Linked DNA regions of Homo sapiens: region 1 is linked to region 2. The links are chromatin loops, found by intact Hi-C in ENCODE. Cell type or tissue: HepG2. All regions are shown on one strand. Each heading gives the region's core, and the rest is flanking DNA. Links, peaks and the distances in the headings are about the cores only. Region 1 has its middle 89 kb from the start of SLC22A16. Region 2 overlaps CDK19 (cyclin dependent kinase 19).

Region 1 (10,104 bases), core at 1,178-9,177, 89 kb after region 2:
CTCTGAGGCCCCAATCACACAGAGGAACCACCTCCCCTGCATGACAGGGACATTTGCACAAGGACACAATCAGGTTTTGTCATTTGCAAGGTATGTTATAATAACTCCTTTTTCAAGGGCAAAGCAGTGAGGAAGTCATCAAAGTGGCCATGTTTGTAAATGGCATGGCATGTGCAGAAAAAAGAAATTTGTAAGTTTTTCTTCATTCTCTGTTCTTAGCTGGGACCTCGGACTTTATTCTAAATAGTTACTCTAGTACCAAAAGCTGAATGAGACTATTGTGCCACGGGGAAGGGTAATCTCCGCTGGCAGGAAACCAGAACTGGTCTACCTTCAAAATCACCAAGAGGGATATTTTATTTAATTTTCTATTCTATTTCCTATTTTATTTTGCAATTTGAAAAAGGAAATGATGGGTGATATAAACTGAGCAATTTATTTCCTTACCAATCTGCCATCTTTCCCAAAATTCTGGCTCAGAGCTCTGGTGACACAACTTCTTCCCCTGCTTCAGTCTGTAACAGAGTGGGCAGGTGTAGAGACTTAGTGTTGGGACAGCTGAGGCAGAACTCACTGAGCTGATGCTGGTGAGAACCCGCAGTCACAGGCTTGGGTATCCCTGGGCCTGAGCAATGTGGGATCCCTCCCTCCCTGGGCCCTATGTGCCTCCTCACGTACTTGACGATGCCCCAAATTCCTTTAACAAAAAGTATTTACTTACATTAGAGACAGAAAGTCTAAAATGCTAACTGCAGGAGAGGAGAACCATAGGCTGGGGTTCAAACTAAAATGCAGCGATTGATACAGAGCCAGTTCAGGGAGCAGCCTGCTGAGAGTTCTAGGTGTCTGAACGGAGGCCTCCTGCCTACACGATTCTGCCTGTGTTTGGATGCCATCTTTCATCAGACCTAAAACCCATGTCTATATTTCTGCCAAAGAACAGGTTAAGGTTCCTGGGGACTCTGGGCAGTATAAGCAATTCTATGAGGTGATATGGCTGACTTCATACACAAGGTACCACACTGCAGGGCCCCTTCAGCACCACAAGAGTAGTGAGCTTCCCACTTATAAGTGAGAAGGTGTCAGGCCTGATTCAGCAGGAGGAACAATAACGTGAAGGATGTCCCTCGGACAAAAGTCAGAATGAGGCCAGGTGTGGTTGATTCACAGCTATAATCCCAGCACTTTACGAGGCTGAGGCAAGAGGATTGCTTGAGCTCAGGAGTTCCAGACCAGCCTGGCCAACATATTGAGACCTTGTCTCTACCAAAAAACAAAATTAGGCCGGGTGCAGTGGCTCACGCCTGTCATCCCAGCACTTTGGGAGGCTGAGGCGAGAGGACTGCTTGAGCCCAGGAGTTTGAGACCAGCCTGGCCAACATAGTGAGGCCCAGTCTCTATAAAAAATTAAAAAAATTGTCCAGGCGTGTTGATGCACACCTATAGTCCTAGTTACTTGGGAGGCTAAGAGGGGAGGATCACTTGAGCCCAATAGGTCAAGGCTGCAGTTAGCTGTGATCATGCCACTGTACTCCAACCTAGGTGACAGAGTGAAATGACAGAGCAAGACCCTGTCTTTAAAAAATAAAAATAAAATAAAAAGTCAGAGAGGTGAGAAGCACTGGGCGGGAGGAAGCAGGCAGGGAGACTGAGAGCTGCCCTGGGACAGCAGATGACAAGGTGACAAGGTGCCCGCAAGGAGGATGTGGAAGCTGCTGAGGGCAGGGCCTGGAGTCACTAGTGTGCCTGTGTGTCAGCAGTTTCCCTGAGCCCAGCTGTGGTGGTGGAGAAGGCCCTGACTCCCTTGAGGCTGCCTGACTTCCTTCTGGCCTCTCTTTGCAAGTCCTAAATATCACTCCCCACCCCTTGTCACCTCAGAATCTCTTCAGCTAGGGTTTTGCCATGGCCAGGACACACATGAAGAAACTGAGATGGCTTAAAGGTCAAGTCTTCCGATTCCAGCACCTGTGTCCTTGTTCACAGAGCCAAGACTGGTCTTCCTGCTTCTTCACTCTGCTTCCGTGTCCTTGGTCTTGCATATGTTTCTGTCTTCTGGGCTCTGCAAGCGCATGTTGCTTTATTTGCCACCTGAGCCTCACTCTTCAGGCAGCTGTCTAAATTCAATTGTCTAAAGGCAATGAATCATGCAGCAGTTAAGAAGATAGGCTCTGGTGCTAGGCGTTTATTAGCTGTGCAATCATGGGCAAGTTACTTACGCACCTTCTGCCTTAGTTTCCTTCTATGTGAAAGGGATAATAATACCACCTGTTTTCATAAGCTTGTAATAATAGAAAGAGTAAATATTTATAAACAATTTTTTGAGACATGGTTTCACTCTGTTGCCCAGGCTGGAGTGCAGTTGTGTGATCACAGTTCACTGCAGCCTTGACCTCCTGGGCTCAGGAGATCCTCCCACCTCAGCCTCCCAGGTGGCTGGGACTACAGGTGTGCACCACTGCACCCAGCTAATTTTTTGAGCTTTTTGTAGAGACAGGGTTTTGCCATGTTTCCCAGGCTGGTCTCCAAATCCTGGGCTCAAGTGCCTCCCAAAGTGCTAGGATTGCAGGCATGAGCCACCGCGCCCGGCCCATATAAACAATTGAATAATGACTGGCATATGGCATAAGGCTTGGCTCTTGTGCATTTATTTATTTATTCAGCACATGTGTACTGAACACCCACTTGCTATGTGCTGCATCAAGTGATGGAGATGCAATGGTGAATACAAAGAAGCCCTCAGGAAGCTTCTAGTCTAAATGAGGGACATTTAGACTTTAATCAATAATTGTACTGTAAATAACGGTACACAGTGCTTTAAGAAGAGGTGCTGTTATAGGACCACCAGGTTCAACTGCACATTGGACAGTAACAGACCAATACACAGAAATGGTGGGAGTTGTAGCAGAGAAACAGTGTAGTAATCATATGGCAGCCAAACAAGGGGGTGGGAGGGAACCTCAAATCTGCCTCCCTAAGGAGTTTTAGACTGGACTTTTTAAGTGAATTTTGGTGGGTAGGGGGCTGAGGAGCTAGGGATTGCTGATTGGTCGAGAAGTGATGCGTGCAGTTATGGGACAAGGAGATGAAGGAATCACATTTCTGTGCTGGATTGGCACCTTGGGGCTGGGGTTCTGCAGACTCGTTGACATCAGGCATTCTGCTGGAATGCAGGATCTGAAAAATACCTTAAGCAATTTTTTAGTAAAAAGGTCCAGTGTCACAGATTCTCTCTATAGGAACAATGAGGGAGCAGGTGGTCCGTGTGCTACGTGACTCTCGGTTAGCGAGCAACTGCAGGGAAGTGGGTCAAAGTGCACCAGCACACCCTGGTCAGTGCCTAGCTATAACTCTGCCTAGAGCCTGGCTTGACATTCTCGTTAACCCTGTGAGAGTGCTTTCAGTGCGGTGCTGAGAGAGTGTAATATTAATAGATCTCACCCAGGGTGGGGTGAAATGTCTGAGGCCAGACATTCATTTCCCATCTTCTCACCTGGCATTTTGAGATAATCACTGGCTACTCTTTGGACTCTGGTCCCTGAAAAGGAGCCAGTTTGCTTCCTGAACTAAACCAGTGCCCTGAGATGGAAGCAGGATATTATATAAACCACCACCACAAACAGCATACCAGGAAAACACAACTCAGATCTTCCTGGCTCTTCCACTAGCTGTGAGACATGGGGCAAGGCTCCAGATTCAGCTGGGCCTTTATTAACCAGCCCTGGAGTTAAATCATCAACCCAGAGGTCTGTCCTAGCCCTGGAGCCCAAGGAGACCCCTGATTATGCAGCAAGCAGGGTGAGTGTTCATGGATATGTCCTTCCCAGTTACAGAGAGTATTTCAGAGTCAGCAAAGCTCAAAATGCCAAACCACACCAGAAGTGACAAGGACAATTTAAAAATCCAGTGAGCGCATTAGATAATTAAAACTATTCAGACTCTCAACTTTAAGGATTCTTTTTTTTCTTTTTTTTAGATAAGATTTTGCACTGTGGCCCACCCTGCAGTGCAGTGGCACGATCACTGCTCACTGCAGCCTTGCCCTCCCAGACTCAAGTGATCCTCCCACCTCAGCCCCCTGAGTAGCTGGGACTACAGGTGCATGCCACCATGCCTGGCTAATTTTTTATTTTTTTACTTTTCGTAGAGGCAGGATCTCACTATATTGCTCAGGCTGGTCTCCAACTCCTAGACTCAAGCGATCCTCCTGCCTCAAACTCCCAAAGTGTTGGGATTACAGGCTGGAGCCACCACACCCAGCGGGGATATTTTTAAGGCAGAAAAAATGACAAATATGTGACCAGTGGGCAGGGATTTGTTAATTCTTTTAACCCAAGTCGGGGCTACTGTCCAGGCGATACGCCAAACCTGGGCTGGCTTCCGCCCCAAAGTGGACTTTGATGCCTCACCACTCAACGTGCTGGCCTTTGGGCCAGCAACATCACCATCTCCCGGGAGCTTGTTAGAAATGCAGAACCTCGGCTGGGTGGGGTGGCTCATGCCTGTAAACCCAGCACTTTGGGAGGCCAAGGTGGGTGGATCACCTGAGGTCAGGCGTTCGAGGCCAGCCTGGCTAACATGGTGAAACCCCGTCTCTACTAAAATTACAAAAATTAGTCGGGCGTGGTGGTGGTGGGGGTGCTTGTAATTCCAGCTAATCGGGAGGCTGAGGCTGGAGAATTGCTTGAACCCAGGAGGCGGAGGTTGCAGTGAGCCGAGATCACGCCATTGCACTCCAGCCTGGATGACAGAGCGAGACTCTGTCTCAAGAAAAAAAAACAAAAAAAAGAAATGCAGAATCTCAGGCTCTCCCTCAGACCTACCGCATTAGACTCTGCATGTGAACAAGCTCCCCTGGTGAGTGGCGTGTGCATCAGTGTTTGAGAAGCACTGGCCTGAAGGGTGTTGGGAGGCTGCCCACCTGTTTCAGGTGTGCTTTAAATATGGCACCTGTATCTGCATTGTACCAACTCAAAGGACCCAAAAAGTCATCTCCCTCTGAGTCTTCCGTTAACATAAATATCCTAAACTGGGGGTGGAAGGTGGGTGTCTGAATATTCCTGGTTTAGCAGTATGAGAATTCTTCAGCAATGAAGAAAATCTAATTTGCATTCCTAAATGGCACAAAGCCTGTTTCCTTTATGGCTTTGTCTTTGTTTCATCAAATTTGCCCTCTGTGGTCCATATCTGAGACCAGTCAGCTCTGTACACCAACCGAGTTAAGGCCTGCCTCGCTCCTCCAGCCAACCAGCAAGTGTGGGTGCCACGCTGGGTGCCAGGGGGTGGAGATGGATAGCATATGATCCCTAACCTTGAGGGTGCCTTTGTTTTGCTTTGAGTTTTGGAATTTCATAGACTTGGAACTCAGAGTCAAGTTCAGCTAAAACAGCTGAACGTCCCCAAGCTTCCTGCAGAAACTCCCAAACCATGAACTTTGCCCATGGTTCTGAGTCAAAGCCATAATCTAGCCAAGTCTCACCTTCATCTGAATCAAAGAGCATGTCTGAAGTGATAGTTTTAACTTCCTATTCTGATGGTAGGGAGGATGGTAGGAAGGATGGGGGGGGGTGAGTTCTTTGTCCTTGTGGATTTCTGATTTTTTTTAAAAAAAATTATTTTTGTTTTTTGTAGAGACGGGGTCTCCCTATGTTGCCCAGGCTAGTCTTGAACTCTAAGGCTCAAGTGATCCTCCTACCTTGGCATCCCAAAGCGCTGGGATTACAGGCACCAGCCACTGCACCTGGCCTGTTGTTGTTGTTTTTTATTTTTGTTTGTTTGTTTGTTTGTTTTTGAGACAGTGTCTTGTGCTATCACCCAGGCTGGAGTGCAGTGGTGCAATCATGGCTCACTGCAGCCTTGACCTCCTGGGCTCAAGTAATCCTCCCGTCTCAGCCTCCCAAGAAGCTAGGACTACAGGCAAGCACCATCATGCTCGGCTACATTTTTATTTCTGTTTGTTTGTTTATTTATTTATTCTTCATAGAGATGGGGTCTCCTTATGTTGCCCAGGCTGGTTTCAAACTCCTGGACTCAAGTGATCCTCTTGCCTTGGCCTCCCAAAGTGCTGACATTATAGGCTTGAGCCAATGTACTTGGCTGAATTTTTGATTCTTAATCTTGGCTGTACCCAGGAATCTAAAAATGTTTATGCCTAAACTGCAACCCAGGTCAGTGCAAGAACATTTGCATAACAAAGAAGTTAACCGTTCTAAGTGCTTTTCATTTTGCTGAATCTCCACAACCCTATGGAGTAGGTACTCTCATTACCTTCATGTTTGGATAAGGATTATGGGGCTCTGGGGAGTTAAGTGACTGATTGAAGGTCCCTCAGTCTGTGAGGGGTAGAGCCAGGTGGTCTGTCAGTTTCTGCACTAGACTATTATGCTAAAGTGCTTCAAATTGGCCCCCAAGTGCACTTACACATCTCCCCAGGTGTCCATAGAGCGTTAAGCACCTCTGCTATAGACTCAGCAGGAGCCTGACCTGCTCTTGACTCCAGTCTCATAGAATCTATGCTCCCCCAGGTAAGAGGTGGCTGCCAGGCCTGGGGTGGGGGTGACACCTCAATTGTTCAGCCTCAAATCAGAGCAATGCCCCTGGTTTTGTTCCTGCTGTCTAGCTTCAGGTGCTCACATCTCAGTGATGGCAAATCACTCCAAATTCATTTTGCCCCAGCCCCGATCTCTTTTCCCACCTTCTTTTCCTCTCCATCTTCTTTCGATCTCACTCCCTACCTTTAATCTCATCGATCTAAATAGGTTCACAGCACTGTTTATTGCCCACTGGTTTGGGTTATAAATCCACCCAATTTATAACCCAGGGAGGCTGAGGCTGGAGAATTGCTTGAACCCAGGAGGCGGAGGTTGCAGTGAATTCTGCAACCTCCACCTGCTGGGTTCTTCCACCAGGCTTTCAAGGCCCTCTACATCTTCAGCTGGCCCAGGCTTTGTTTCCCTAAACCGACCTCTGCTCTCAGCCCCTCTGCTTGTCTGGGCCCTACCCTTCTTCCCTTGCCTGTGCTGGACTGACCCAGGCCCCAGCTTCTCCCTGCTCCCCACCTCTGGCCAACATGGAGCTCTCCAACCTCTCACTTAACACTTTCTGTCAACCCCACAAGCCTTTGATTAACTATTCTGCACTGTCTTCTGATTGTTTCAGAGACATTAGTCTATCTTACCAACAACACCAAGGACAGGGACTATAATAACTAGTTCTTGTGTTTTCCCTGCAGCATGAAACACTAAGCTAAACATATCAAAAATTTGCAATAAATGCTTGCGGAATTAGATTTATGGACAGACTTAGAAACCAGGCTGATTTAACCTTTTTCCTGGAGGTGATTGAGAAATATGGGGTGGGGGATGGTCTTTGAGGGGGTTGGGATGGTGTCACAGTTGAATACTGGGCAGGCTAGATGCTGTAGTTGAGTACTGGGCAGGCTAGATGCTGGACAGGACACAGGAGACAAGGAAGTCTGGATTGCAGGGTGCAGTGAGATCGATGTGTAAGGGCTATCTGTTGTGTATTGGTTATCTAGTGCTGTGTAACAAACAACCTCCAACCTTAGTGGCTTAAAATAACAAGTGTTCTTTTGAGAATTTGAGAACAGCTGTTCCCCTGGCTGGCAGCGCAGAGGTGTCATGATTCCTGGAGTTACTGTAGAAGACATGAATCAGCAGGAGTTCATCAGAGCTCTGGTAGCCCTCCTCAAAAAGTCCAGGAAGCTGAAAGTCCCTGAATGGGTGGATACCACCAAACTGGCCAAGCGCAAAGAGCTTACTCTCTGAGATGAGAAGTGGTTCTACACATGAGCTGCTTCCACAACATAGCACCTATACCACCAAGGTGGCGCTGGGGTTGGCTCCATGACCAAGATCTATGGGGAATGTCAGATAAATGGTGTCCTGCCCAGCCACGTCAGCCGAGTCTCCAAGAGTGTGGCCCACTGGGTCCTCCAAGCCCTGGAGGGGCTGAAAATGGTGGAAAAGGACCAAGATAGGGGCCATAAACTGACACCTCAGGGTCAGAAAGATCTGGACAGAATCACTGGATAGGTGGCAGCTGCCAACAAGAAGCATTAAAACAAATGATCCTGGGTTAATAAATTGCTTCATTCATTAAAGAAAAAAAGAGAATTTGAGAGCAGCTTAGTTGGATGGTTCTGAATCAGGGAATCTCATGAGGTTGTAATCATGATTGTCAGTTGGGGCTTCAGTTATCTGAAGCCTTGACTGGGGCTGCAGAATCTGCTTCCAAGCTCACTCATGTGCATGGCTGTTGGCAGGAGGCCTCAGTTCCTTGCCATGTGGTTGTTTATAACACAGCAGCTCACTTCCCCCAGAGCAAGCAACCTGAGAGAGAGAGACAGAGAGGGCAGGGCAGGGGAGCATGAAGTCTCTGATGACTTAGCCTTGGGAGTGACAACCATCACTTCTACTGTGTTCTATTGGCCACACAGACCAACCCTGAGTCTATGTGGAAAGAGACTACTCAAGGGCATGGACACCAAGAAGGAAGTTCATTAGGGGCTATCTTGGAGGCTGTTTCCACCAGGAAACATAAGACCCTGGCTCAAACCCACTTGAGGGATGGAAAAGGAGGGGAAAGAGTCTCAAAGGACTCCAGCCTGGAGCCTGGAAATTGAGGGGTCTCCTTTTCAAAAAGGCCTTTCTTGACTACTCTGGCCAAACACTGCCCACCACCCTCACATCACTCTCAGGTTATCCCATATACATTCTTTGCACTTTTCACTCTGAAATTGCCTTTCTTGCAGATTTGTTGTATCTTTCCCATTAGGAAATAAACTCCTTATGAGCTGGGAGCCTGCCTTGTTCATGCTGTGTTCCCAGTACCTAGTATGGTGCATGACATGTAGTGGGTATCAATACATATATATCTAATGAACACATGAATGACACCTGGGGGAAGGGACACGACCCTTTGCCTAGGGGTGGGAGTTTGCACTTTGCACAGGGATGGGGCGAGTGGGGCTGAAATCCAGCTGGCGCCCTGCACTGAAGTCTTGTCCTGGGACAAAGCCTTCCTCCACTGAATACCCGAGTCCTCTCAGCTGGGTCTGCCTCAATCCTACAAAAGGGCCATATGTGCTAGCAGAGGTAGGGGGATCCTGCCAAAATGTTGGGGTGGAGGCTGCAGTCCATAGTGCTATCCCAGAGATCTTTTTATTCTTATTTTTTATTTTCGGAGACAGGGTCTTGCTCTGTCACCCAGGCTAGAGTGCAGTGGAGTGATCATAGCTTGCTGCAACCTTGAACTCCTGGGCTCAAGAGATCCTCCTGCCTTAGCCTCCCCAGTGGCTGCGACTATAGGCGCATTGCACCGCACCTGGCTCAGAGATCTTTCTGAAGCTCACTCTACTTTTCCTGTGGTTCTAGCCCTTTCCTTCCTGTTTGAGGCTCCCTTAGGGTATAAAAGTCACTCTGCAGCGTCTCCTCTAGAGTAAATAAACAATTCTCTTGAGGTCCTTTTCTGCCCCAACCATTTCACCTTCTCTGTGTCTTTATGAGCTTGACTTAACAGGAAGTTCACCTTCTGGCTTCTGTTAAATAGTATTGTCTGGACTGACAGCCTCCGCTTTGCTGAGTGTAGAACCCAGAGGAAGAAGTGGACACTCTAGTTTGAGTTTGGCCATTAAAACAGAAGGAACATTGATCAACACAGGACCTACTTCATTTCATAGCAGCTACACACAGTCGTGACAATTGCTTACCTTTCTATGGTGGTTTATGGTTGTAAACAGCTTTTCCATACTTCAATTCTCAACAGGAAACTGTCATTACCACTAGCTAAAAAGCATTTACTGAGCACCTGTTGCATGCAGAAGGTGCTGTGATAGGGAATATAGTTATGACAAGAGAGATGATAAGTTATTTATCTCCCAAATTTATTGTTAGGTAAGAAATGTGAGGAGCAGAACACTGGGTATGGTAAATTTCTATTTGCATAAAAAAAGTATTATACAAGGAAACATGCTCTCACCTGGCCAACAGAAAGGTGGCTGTTTCTTGAGAGGCCTCACAGGATAGTATTACTGGTGAAACAACCACAGCGCAGGGGCTGGCCTTCATTAAAAATAAAAAATAGATG
Region 2 (10,104 bases), core at 1,097-9,096:
GTAGGCTGTGTTTTATCCTGTTTATATTTAAATATTACAAATATTTTTGCCAAGTCTTCATATTTAAAATATGGAAGTTTTTAAAAAGCTTGATTAAATGAGATCACAATTAGCAACTGCTTCAAATGTACTTTTCATTCTTCCTTCTTGAATGATATATTACTAAGAGAGGCTTTGGAGGTAGCAATTCCATGCTAGTCAAATGACTTAATTATTTGTTATTTTTATTTGATTTATCAGTTAACATTCTACTTAAAGAGGATTATGACAAGAAGTAGTATTTCTTTTAATATGACTTAATCATTCTGATTTCTTTTAAAATGCATAGTTAGCAATCAGAAAGCAAAGTATGGCCTGGATATCTTCTGACCTGCTATTTTAGGTGATTTTGGACAATTGCAAATCTTGTCATGCTGAAGAATCATACTAGTGTTCCTGCCAGTGACCTCTGGTTCCTAAGAAGTTCCTTAAAGCTGAGTCCTTGATAGTCTAGGGCTTAGCCATTCATGTCTGCAGTCTGGAGGCCTTTGATGGTAGTGATGCCATCCATGCTCCTGTCTTGCTGCCTCTACACAGGCCTTGTGAAGATCAGACACAATGTTTCTTACAGTGCTCTGGATATGGTGACACACACCTTACATGTGTAAGAAGGTAATATTGATGTGTTTTCTAGACATGGGCTATGATTTTTCTTTTTGGCATGACAGTTTTTTTCATCATCTGAGTTCATAGCCCTGTAGTTGGAGCTTTCAACAGAGTCCTGCACATCTATCTGTCAGTTTGAATTAATGCTTCACCAGTTATTCCATAGTGAGAGGGTACACACCAAGAATCCCACTTCCAAGAGGGCCAGCTTGCAAGGAGCCATGGTTTGACTCACAGTGACATACAAACTCTCTTAAGGTTTAACTCAGGGTCAGGGCTCATTTGATAATCACTGACTTAAGCATAAAGTTTTAGTGGCCTGTGCTGACAAACACATGTATTAAGAAGACTATTTACCAAACTAACTTCAAGGTCACTAAGAGGGTCTAATTAAGATACATCCCACATTGATAGCAATGGCAGGAACTAGTTGAGAACCAAAGGCTACAGACAGAGCCCCAGTACTTTGAGGCCTTTGGCTATTACTGAAGAATCAATTTAGGCACGCTATTTTATTAAATTAATTTTATTGAGGTGGAATTTATATACAGTAAGGTATACCCATTTTAATTACAAATTGATGAGTTTTGATAAATATATACCTGGGCAATTAACACCACAGGTATTCTATTAGACTAGCAACATAGATACCTTATAAGAATAAGGGAATCTTGCATGCAAGGACTGATGATTCATTTTACCAAGAGATTACATATGATAGTTATTTTGTGGGATCATATCCTCAACTAAGCACACATCAGGTAGAAGTCTTCTATAGGGAGGGCCATAATCAGTTAAGTACTGTTCATTTTCCCAGGGTGCTGTGGCTGTCACAACTCTGGCTTGGAGTGCATCTCTGAGAGAACTGGGTTTTCATCTGGACCTGCTACTCTCCGCACAGAGTGAACTTGGTCAAGTTGTAGGTCTTTCTCTTCTCTAGGCCTCTCTTTCTTCATCAGTAAAACAAGAGAGCTCAGTCTGAGAATTTCTATCTCTGACATTCTTAATTTCTCATGATAATAAGACCAAATTATTTGATCTGGATGTGGGTATTCCAAACATAAATAGAAAGCTACTCTCTACCAGTGTTGCTTCTCTAAGGATGAATTGTACTTATTAATGAACAGGAATAAATCCAAATACCTTTGTAGCATTATTCCTACCATGGATGTTAATGTGGAATATATCGCGATTATACTCGCATAATGACCTTTAAGTTAGTTAGGTAAATAGCCTTCTACATACATGTATTTGTTTTACATTGAACTTTTTATAATGGTTGCTTTTTATTGGTTCTTGTTAGAGAAAAGAAAACCTTATCTCTGTTGTCCAGGCCAGTAACTACTCCTGAAAGACAAAGAAACACATTGTTAACTGTTGGCAGTGCTGGGTTGGCAAGCATTGTTTACTGTGAATACTGAAGTTTGATTAACATAGGTGTTATATTACAGATACTGTTAAACCAGTTTAAGCTAAAATGAAATTAGTCATAGCATTTAATATTACAGGTTTCTCCTGATTTACAGATAGCCTACATATAGTTGTAAATACATAATTTCAAACTGGAAAGGCATTTTCATTAGAAATAACATTTTAAACAGTAGTTAGAGTCTCTGAATAGAAAGACCTATTTAGCCTATAGTGTACCTAAAGTTATGACACTAATGTAATTATGGAACCTAATTGTCATTTTTAGCTATTTATTTATTACTGGATTTCTGTGGGGGGAAGTAGTGGTTTACAGACAAAATACAGAATATTTGCATTACAAACATATTTGGCTTCTTAATATGTACCAGATAGTATGCTGGGTACTGGGAATACAGAGTTAATGAATACGATCCCTTCCCCCAACGAGTACATGGTGGGGAAGAGCCAACAAACATAATCATAAAGCAACAAGGTTTACAAAAGAAATTATGAGGTACATTCAAGGATGAGCTAAGCATAAGGTACTAAGTACCTTGGATAATTCATACTGAGCTGAATAGGAAAGGATTCATAGAAATTGGTAAGATGAAGAGAGGTGGGTGGGGAGAGCATTCCAGGCAGAGGAGTATGAATAAGGGCATAGAGAAGAAAGTACAAGCACTTTATATTACTGGGACAAGGCAAGAAGTAGTAAAAGAAGAGGCAGGAGAAAGAGGACCAGATTATGGTGGATCTTAGTTGTCCTGTTTAGAAGTGTGGATTTTTCCTGTGTCCAGTTTCCTGAGCTGGTCAGGTTTTTGTTAAAGAAAGACCACTCAGACAGGGCTATGGAGAGTTGGTTTGAGGACACAGGGATAGTAGCCTTATCAGGTGGTTGAAGTCAGCTGGTGGAGAAATAAGGAAGGCTTGAACTATGACAGAGGTGATCCAAATTGAGAGGAGGGGAGATAGTTGACAAAAATGTAGGATGTAAGTAGTCAGATCTGAGGATTGGTTAGATTTGAGGGAGAAAAGAGAGCGTCAATGCAAGTTCAGACTTCTGCTTTTGTTGACTTTGTGACTGAGAAAGGATTAACCAAAAAAAGAGGAGTTTTGACAGGGAAAAGTAAAAATTTAGTTTGGACAAGTTGAGTTTGAGGTGACTGTGGTAATGGCTACTGTCAACATATCTCTGAGATATATGGAAAGTTAGAGACCTAGAGGTATAGATTTTGGTGCCATTAGCATATAGAGGATTTTTATTTTTATTTATTTTTTTTTTTTTGAGATGGAGTCTTGCTCTGTTGCCCAGGCTAGAGTGCAGTGGCGCGATCTCGGCTCACCACAACCTCTGCCTCCTGGGTTCAAGCAATTCTCCTGCCTCAGCCTCCCAAGTAGCTAGGACTACAGGTGCGTGCCACCATGCCCGACTGATTTTTGTATTTTTAGTAGAGACAGGGTTTCACTATGTTGGCCAAGCTGGTCTCGAACTTCTGACCTCGTGATCCACCCACCTCAGGCTCCCAAAGTGCTGGGATTACAGGCGTGAGCTACCGTGCCCGGCCTATCGAGGATTTTTGAAACCCCAGAATAAAGTAAAATAATAACTTTTAAAAACCGTTATTCAGAAGTGAGCTTGGCATGTTTTGGAGTATTTATTCTAGTTTCCTTCAACTTCTGTTCTTTCTTTCTTTCTTTTTTTTTTTTTGGAGACAGAGTTTTGTTCTTATTGCCCAGGCTGGAATGCAATGGCATGATCTTGGCTCACCATAACCTCCACCTCCCGGGTTCAAGTGATTCTCCTGCCTTAGCCTCCCGAGTAGCTGGGATTACAGGCATGCGCCACCATGCACGCTAATTTTTTGTATTTTTAGTAGAGGTGGGTTTTCTCCATGTTGGTCAGGCTGGTCTCGAACTCCTGACCTCAGGTCATCTGCCCGCCTTGGCCTCCCAATGTTCTGGGATTACAGGCATGAGCCACTGCACGCAGCCATCTTCTTTTCAAATTGGGAACTTGCCTCTCAGAGGACACTTATACCTTACCCCATAGCTGGATGGATTATGAGTACAAACCACTGGCAATTTAGCTCATTCACTTATTTGTTTACTCATTCAACAAATATGTATTAAACACAGTATGTACCTAGTTCTCAGCAGACGTATAAAGTTGTGACAGAATGACTCTCCCTGCCCTCTAGGAAGTTGCAACCACAATGATCAGATTCTCCATATTTTAAATCATCTACTATCTAATCAATGAAGTTGTTTTAAGGGGTAAGCAGTTATGATAGACTAATGCTATTAGCAAATAACTGCTTAAGAAAAAAAGAAGAAAAAGGCATAGATTTTACTCTTAGGTAGTTCTTTGCCCTATTTGTTACAGTGCAGAATCTTATTTGTTCAGGGTAAACAATGAAGAACAGTGTAAAGAAAGGAGCATGAACTGAGGGTTTTTTCCTGGGAATGTATGTTTGTATCAAATGTGAGGAAAGTTGTGTCACCACTAACAATATTTAAATAAAAGTATAGTTGTAGCCATTAATATCAAGCCGGCACTGTTCATTGTTTCAGAAACTACTCCAATTGATATTCTGATTGTCTCTGTTCCTATTATTCAGGATTGTAGACAATTGTGTTTGTCTTTTTCTCTCTTTATTGGTACTGATAAGAGTCATATTATGAGTTTCATATTTTTGTCCCAAATGTCTTGGGGTGGGAGAAAGCAAATGTAGTAGGAAGATTGTGTATCTTTAGGCTGTGCTACTCATAATGTGCCAATTAACTGAAATATATTTAACCCTGTGAAAAAATTGATTCTATAGAAGGAAAAAGCAAATCTGGAGTACATGTTAAGTATCATGAATATAAATTAAAGCATTAAGTAAATTCTGCTAAAATGCAGATATTTCAGGAGTAGCTTCTGAGTAATCATATTACTTATCACATTATTTCCCTGACTTTTGCCTTTAAAATACAATTTAACTAAAATGAACCCTGGGCATTGGTTTATCTATCTGATTTTATTGCCGATAACTTAAATGTGAGGCATCCAACTCTTGCCATTTCTACTGTTTCTATGGTAACCAAAGTGTGCAAACCCAGCAGTATCACTTTCTTTCACAGCTGGCATTTTGTGTTCACAGTAAGAAGAGGAGTTTTAGTAAAGCATAGTCTGTGTTACTTGGGATGTAACTAGGTCAGAACAATTTTGGTATCCTTTCTTCATCCTTTTAGGTTTTTTATGTGGGTGAAGGTGTGTATGCATGAACTGTAGTTTTCTTTTTTTTAAAAAAGAGCATATACTTTCACTAAAATTAATCACCATTAGTCTTTTGAAAATTAAGCATAACATCTGCAAACACAACTTAATATAGAATCTTGAGGATTGGATGGAGTTGCCCTGAGACTTGACCCATAGCCTTGTATACCCTTGAATATTTCCATTAAGAAAGATGAAATGATGGATGTGAAATGCTTTGAAAAATTAAACACACTTTGATGGTGATTATATTATTCATTTTGTTATTATTCATATTTTGAAACATCAAGTATCTTGAGACCTTAACATTTATTTACTTGTTCTAAAGGGAACAGGCAATCCCAGTAAAGAAATGCACATTTAAAAATGACTTCCTTCTGCAATTCCAGGTCTTAACTTGACTACAGGAGCCCTTCTCTGTGGTTACTGCCCAAGCTCTAGGTTCTGTTCTCAAACTGTGCAAAAGAGCTCATAAGCTACTACTCCCTTAAACGATGTCACTGCCTCTGCCCTCATCTCAGACTTTACATGGAGAGTCCACACTTAGAGCTTCCATAGGCTTCAAGTATGTTAAATCAAAGGTATTCTCTACTAACTTCAGTACTAGAAAAGAGATATTCCTCCTTTCTCTCTCTGTGTCTTCATTCCATTGTGTTGCTCATATTCTCTGTTTCGACATAGTGTGACTGCAAGAACTTCTATCAAGAGATAGCTGAGTGATCTAAAACCACCTTCCTGTACTACTTGCGTTCAGCAGCTTATAATCTATGTTCATTTCTTACATGAAGCAATTTTTGCTCTCAGATCTCATACTTCGTAGTGTTTTTATCTTACTATCTTTATTTTTAAAGGGTTTAAGCTCAAACTTAAGGAATGAAAAATAATTAAAAAATAAGATAGCTTATTTGATAATTTTACAATTAAAAAATTGTTATGTCCCCTAGAGATCCCATTCTCACTAAGGCTTTCAAAAATGTACTCTAAAATCTGCCTTTACCTTTTCCCCATTTATTTGGATCTCATTTACTGTGTCTGGCTTCTGTAAATGCACAGAAATTATTTTTTTGGAATCACCTATGACCCAATTGTCCATTCCAATAGCCTTCTCAGCTTTCATTATGTTGCACCTGATGGCTACTTTTTAGGTTCTCTTAGCTTCGAGAACCCTGTGCTATCTAGGTTTTCTTACCTTTGTTTTCTTTTTTAGCTTATTTATTTATTTTTTACTTTCTTGGTTTTCTTACCTTTGATGTTCCTTCACAGGATCTTTCTCTTTTTTTCTTTGTTTTTGTTGTTGTTGTTTGTTTGTTTCTTTTTTGAGACAGGATCTTGCTCTGTTGCCCAGGCTGGAGTGCAATGGCGTGATCTCAGCTCACTGCAACCTCCATGTCCTGGGTTCAAGTGATTCTCCCTTCACAGAATCTTTCATCGACTCTTGTTCCTTCAACTCCCTTTATTCTCCTTTGCTTGCTTGCTTTATTTATTTATTTATTATTTCTTTCTTAGACTGAAGAAGCTAAGAAATGCTAAATAAACTAAAACTGTAGTTAAAAATCTTTCTGAGAAAACATCAACCCCAGATGATCTTAGAGGCAGGTTCTCAAAATTTTCAACTGATTGTTTTGATATTATTCAAACATTGTCAAATAATAGAGAAAGAGGGAATGCTCCAAACATATTCTAGAAAGCCAGTATAATCTTGATAGCAAAACCAGACAAAGCATGAAAAATAAAAATTTCAGGTCAACCTCACCTATGAGTGTAGTTGTAAAAATATTAAAATACTAGTAAACCAAATCCAGGAATACGAATGTATTTTTTTTAGAGATGGGGTTTTCACCATGTTGCCCAGCCTGGTTTCAAACTCCTGAGCGCAAGCAATCTGCCCTTCTCGGCCTCCCAAAGTACTGGGATTACAGAGTTGTGCCATCGTGCCCGGCCTATTTTTTATTATGTGTTTTAAAATGCCATTTCTCTAATTATAAGCAATACCAAAATAGACAAAAGCAAACATTAGAGAAATATTTAGTGTACTAGAAGTGATAGTCTCTTCAAATCCTCTGCCATCAGAAATTGGGCAGGAGGAAGATAGTTAGACAGACAGATACATAAATAGGTGTTAGACGGATAGATAGATAGATAGATAGATAGATAGATAGTAGATCTATTTCAACTATTTAAAAATTATGGATAAGACAGAAGATAATATAACAAGTGATGATAATTCTAGTCATGTAAAACCCGAAGTCTCTCCAAGTTATGTGATTCTGTATAATTGACAACCCCCTTCCCAACCCTTTGCCTGAGCTCTTGATTTCCGGTCCTTACTCTCCTGTTCTTACATTGACCTCTTTGCTGTTTCTCTCATTAGCCAGTCTGCTCGCTCACCCAAGTTTTTCCTAACCACTCTAAACACCATGACCTTGACCTTGCCCTTGCCCTCCTGCAAACCTTGTAGCAGTAGCAGTCCTCCCCAACTGCCAAAGCACAGGCCAGAAGGTGCTCGAGAACCTGCCCAATTCTGGTACTAAAATGACTTGGATGAAAACAGAACCATTTGAAACAGCAAGCAAGCCCTTCCTTGGGTTTCCTCTCTTTATAATTACTATTGCTGTGTCACTCTATTTTTCCTGACCCGTTCTATTCTCCTTAGTCTTGTCTCCAGATATCCCCCGTTTTGCTTTGGGCCTTCCAGCTTGCTCCTCCCTCTGCCAGGACTGCCCTTCCCTTAGACACCCAGCTGACTCAGGTGTTATCCCAAATGTTATCTTCTCAAAGAGGCTTTCTCCGAAGAATTTAAAATAATGCTTAAATAATGCTGACAATTATACCCTCCCATCCCACTCCCAACAATGCCTGTCCCCATGCCTTGCTTTATTTTTTGTCTTTGTTATTATATGATACATATACAAGAATATTTGAAATATTTATGGATGTTACAAAGCATAAAAATACAGTGAACTGTTGAGAACCTGTCACTTTACCCAGTAAGTGGAAGATTACCAGTAGCATGCATAAGAGAACCTGTCACTTACCCAGTAAGTGGAAGATTACCAGTAGCATGCTTATGTTTATGTTTCCCCTGTTCTATCCTCCTGGCTCCTCCCAAGAGGTAACATATATCCTGGATTTTGAATCTATTACTTTCTTCTACTTAAAGATAGATTTATCACATTTTTATAAATGTCTAAACAGTATATTCTTTAGCTTTGTCTGGTTTTAAGCTTTATGAAATGGCATCCTGTTCTATATAGTCTTAAATCTTGCTTTCTTTTCACCCAACATAATGCTTCTAAGATTTGAACATGGTTTTACATTTATTTGTAATTCAGTGATTTTTTTATTGCTGTTTTAAAATTCATTGTGTGACTCTACCACAATTTTTTTAAAAAATTGTAATCTGGCATTTTTAAAAATGGAATTACTGATTCAAAGGCTATATATAGTTGTTCCTTTTGCAAGGTCATGCCAAATTGTTTTCCAAAGAAGTTGTACCAACAACTATTCTGCCACCAGCTATGTACTGGAATTCTGACTGACCTACTTCCTATTCAGTAGTTCTAAATTTTGAACCCATCTAGTAGGTATAAAATGGTATGTTATTGTGATCTTAATTTATATTTCCCTCATTATTGATGAGGTTGAACATTTTTTAATATGTGTATTGGTTAAACCTGTCTGTACTTTAGTTAAATGCCCGTTCAGACATTTTGCCCATTTTTCTATTTTGTTGTTTTTCATATTGACTTGTAGGAGTTCTTTATTTTGGATACTAAATCTTTGTTGCTTATATGTGTTGCATATATTTCTGCCAGTTTGTGCTTTGTCATTTATTTTCTTTATCTTTTGATAATTGGAAGTTATTTTAATACAGCCAAATTTATCAGTCTTTTCTTTTATTATTAGGATTTTTTTGTATCTTGTTTAAGAAATTCTTCCCTAACTTAGGATCAAAAAGATGTTCTATATTTTTTTCCAAAAGTTTTAAAGTTTTGCTTTTTCACATTTACTTTTTTAATCTGCCTAAAATTGATGTGTTTATGGTATAAGGTGAAGATTCATTTAATTGATTTTTTCCACATTTAGATAACTTGTTGTACCAACACCATTTATTGAACAGATCCTCCTTTCTCTACTGATCTCAGGTTTCCTTTCTCTTGGTATCATGATTCCATTGAGGGTCTCTGCTCTATCCCACTGATCAATTTGTTCCATAGGAACAAAATCCCTGATGGGATTTTGATGGAAATGACTGTAAATGGAATTTACAAATAAGTATGGGGAGAATTGATTTTTTTTTTTACTGTATCGAATCTTCTTATCTATATATATGGGTTAATTTATTTAAGACTTTCAAAATGTCATTTAAGATAAGGTTTCGGCCAGGCACAGTGGCCCATGCCTGTAATCCCAGCACTTTGGGAGGCCGAGCGGATCACGAGGTCAGGAGTTCGAGACCAGCCTGACCAACATGGTGAAACCCCGTCTCTACTAAAAATACAAAAAATGAGCCGGGTATGGCGGCGGGCACCTGTAGTCCCAGCTACTTGGGAGGCTGAAGCAGGAGAATGGCGTGAACCCGGGAGGTGGAGCTTGCAGTGAGCCGAGATCGCGCCACTGCACTCCAGCCTGGGCGACAGAGCAAGACTCCATCTCAAAACAAAACAAAACAAAAAAACAAAAATTAGCCAGGTGTGGTGGCACATGCCTGTAATCCCAGCTACTCAGGAGGCTGAGGCAGGAGAATCGCTTGAACCTGGAAGGCAGAGGTTGTAGTCAGCGAAGATCGT

The links. Peaks named below come from ENCODE experiments on the same cell type or tissue, not always from the same donor. Only the 100,000 strongest peaks of a DNase experiment are listed, where the experiment ranks them.
Region 1: it touches region 2 in a loop (2.0-fold over the local background); 2 of 110 quality-filtered maps call a loop at or near these places.

What each region holds. Positions count from the first base shown.
Region 1 is chr6:110,560,149-110,570,252 of GRCh38, reverse strand. It overlaps the pseudogene RPS19P5. Among named protein-coding and RNA genes, the nearest start is that of SLC22A16, 89 kb to the right of the region's middle. RefSeq lists enhancers at 3,996-4,495, 4,496-4,997. In HepG2, for the core only: a CTCF peak has its summit at 4,434; DNase peaks (open chromatin) are centred at 3,402 and 4,372; H3K4me3 peaks cover 994 bases.
Region 2 is chr6:110,648,602-110,658,705 of GRCh38, reverse strand. All of the region lies in intron 4 of CDK19 (cyclin dependent kinase 19), which reads left to right. Among named protein-coding and RNA genes, the nearest start is that of CDK19, 160 kb to the left of the region's middle. In HepG2, for the core only: no CTCF peak of the experiment used is centred there; DNase peaks (open chromatin) are centred at 1,995, 4,175 and 4,465.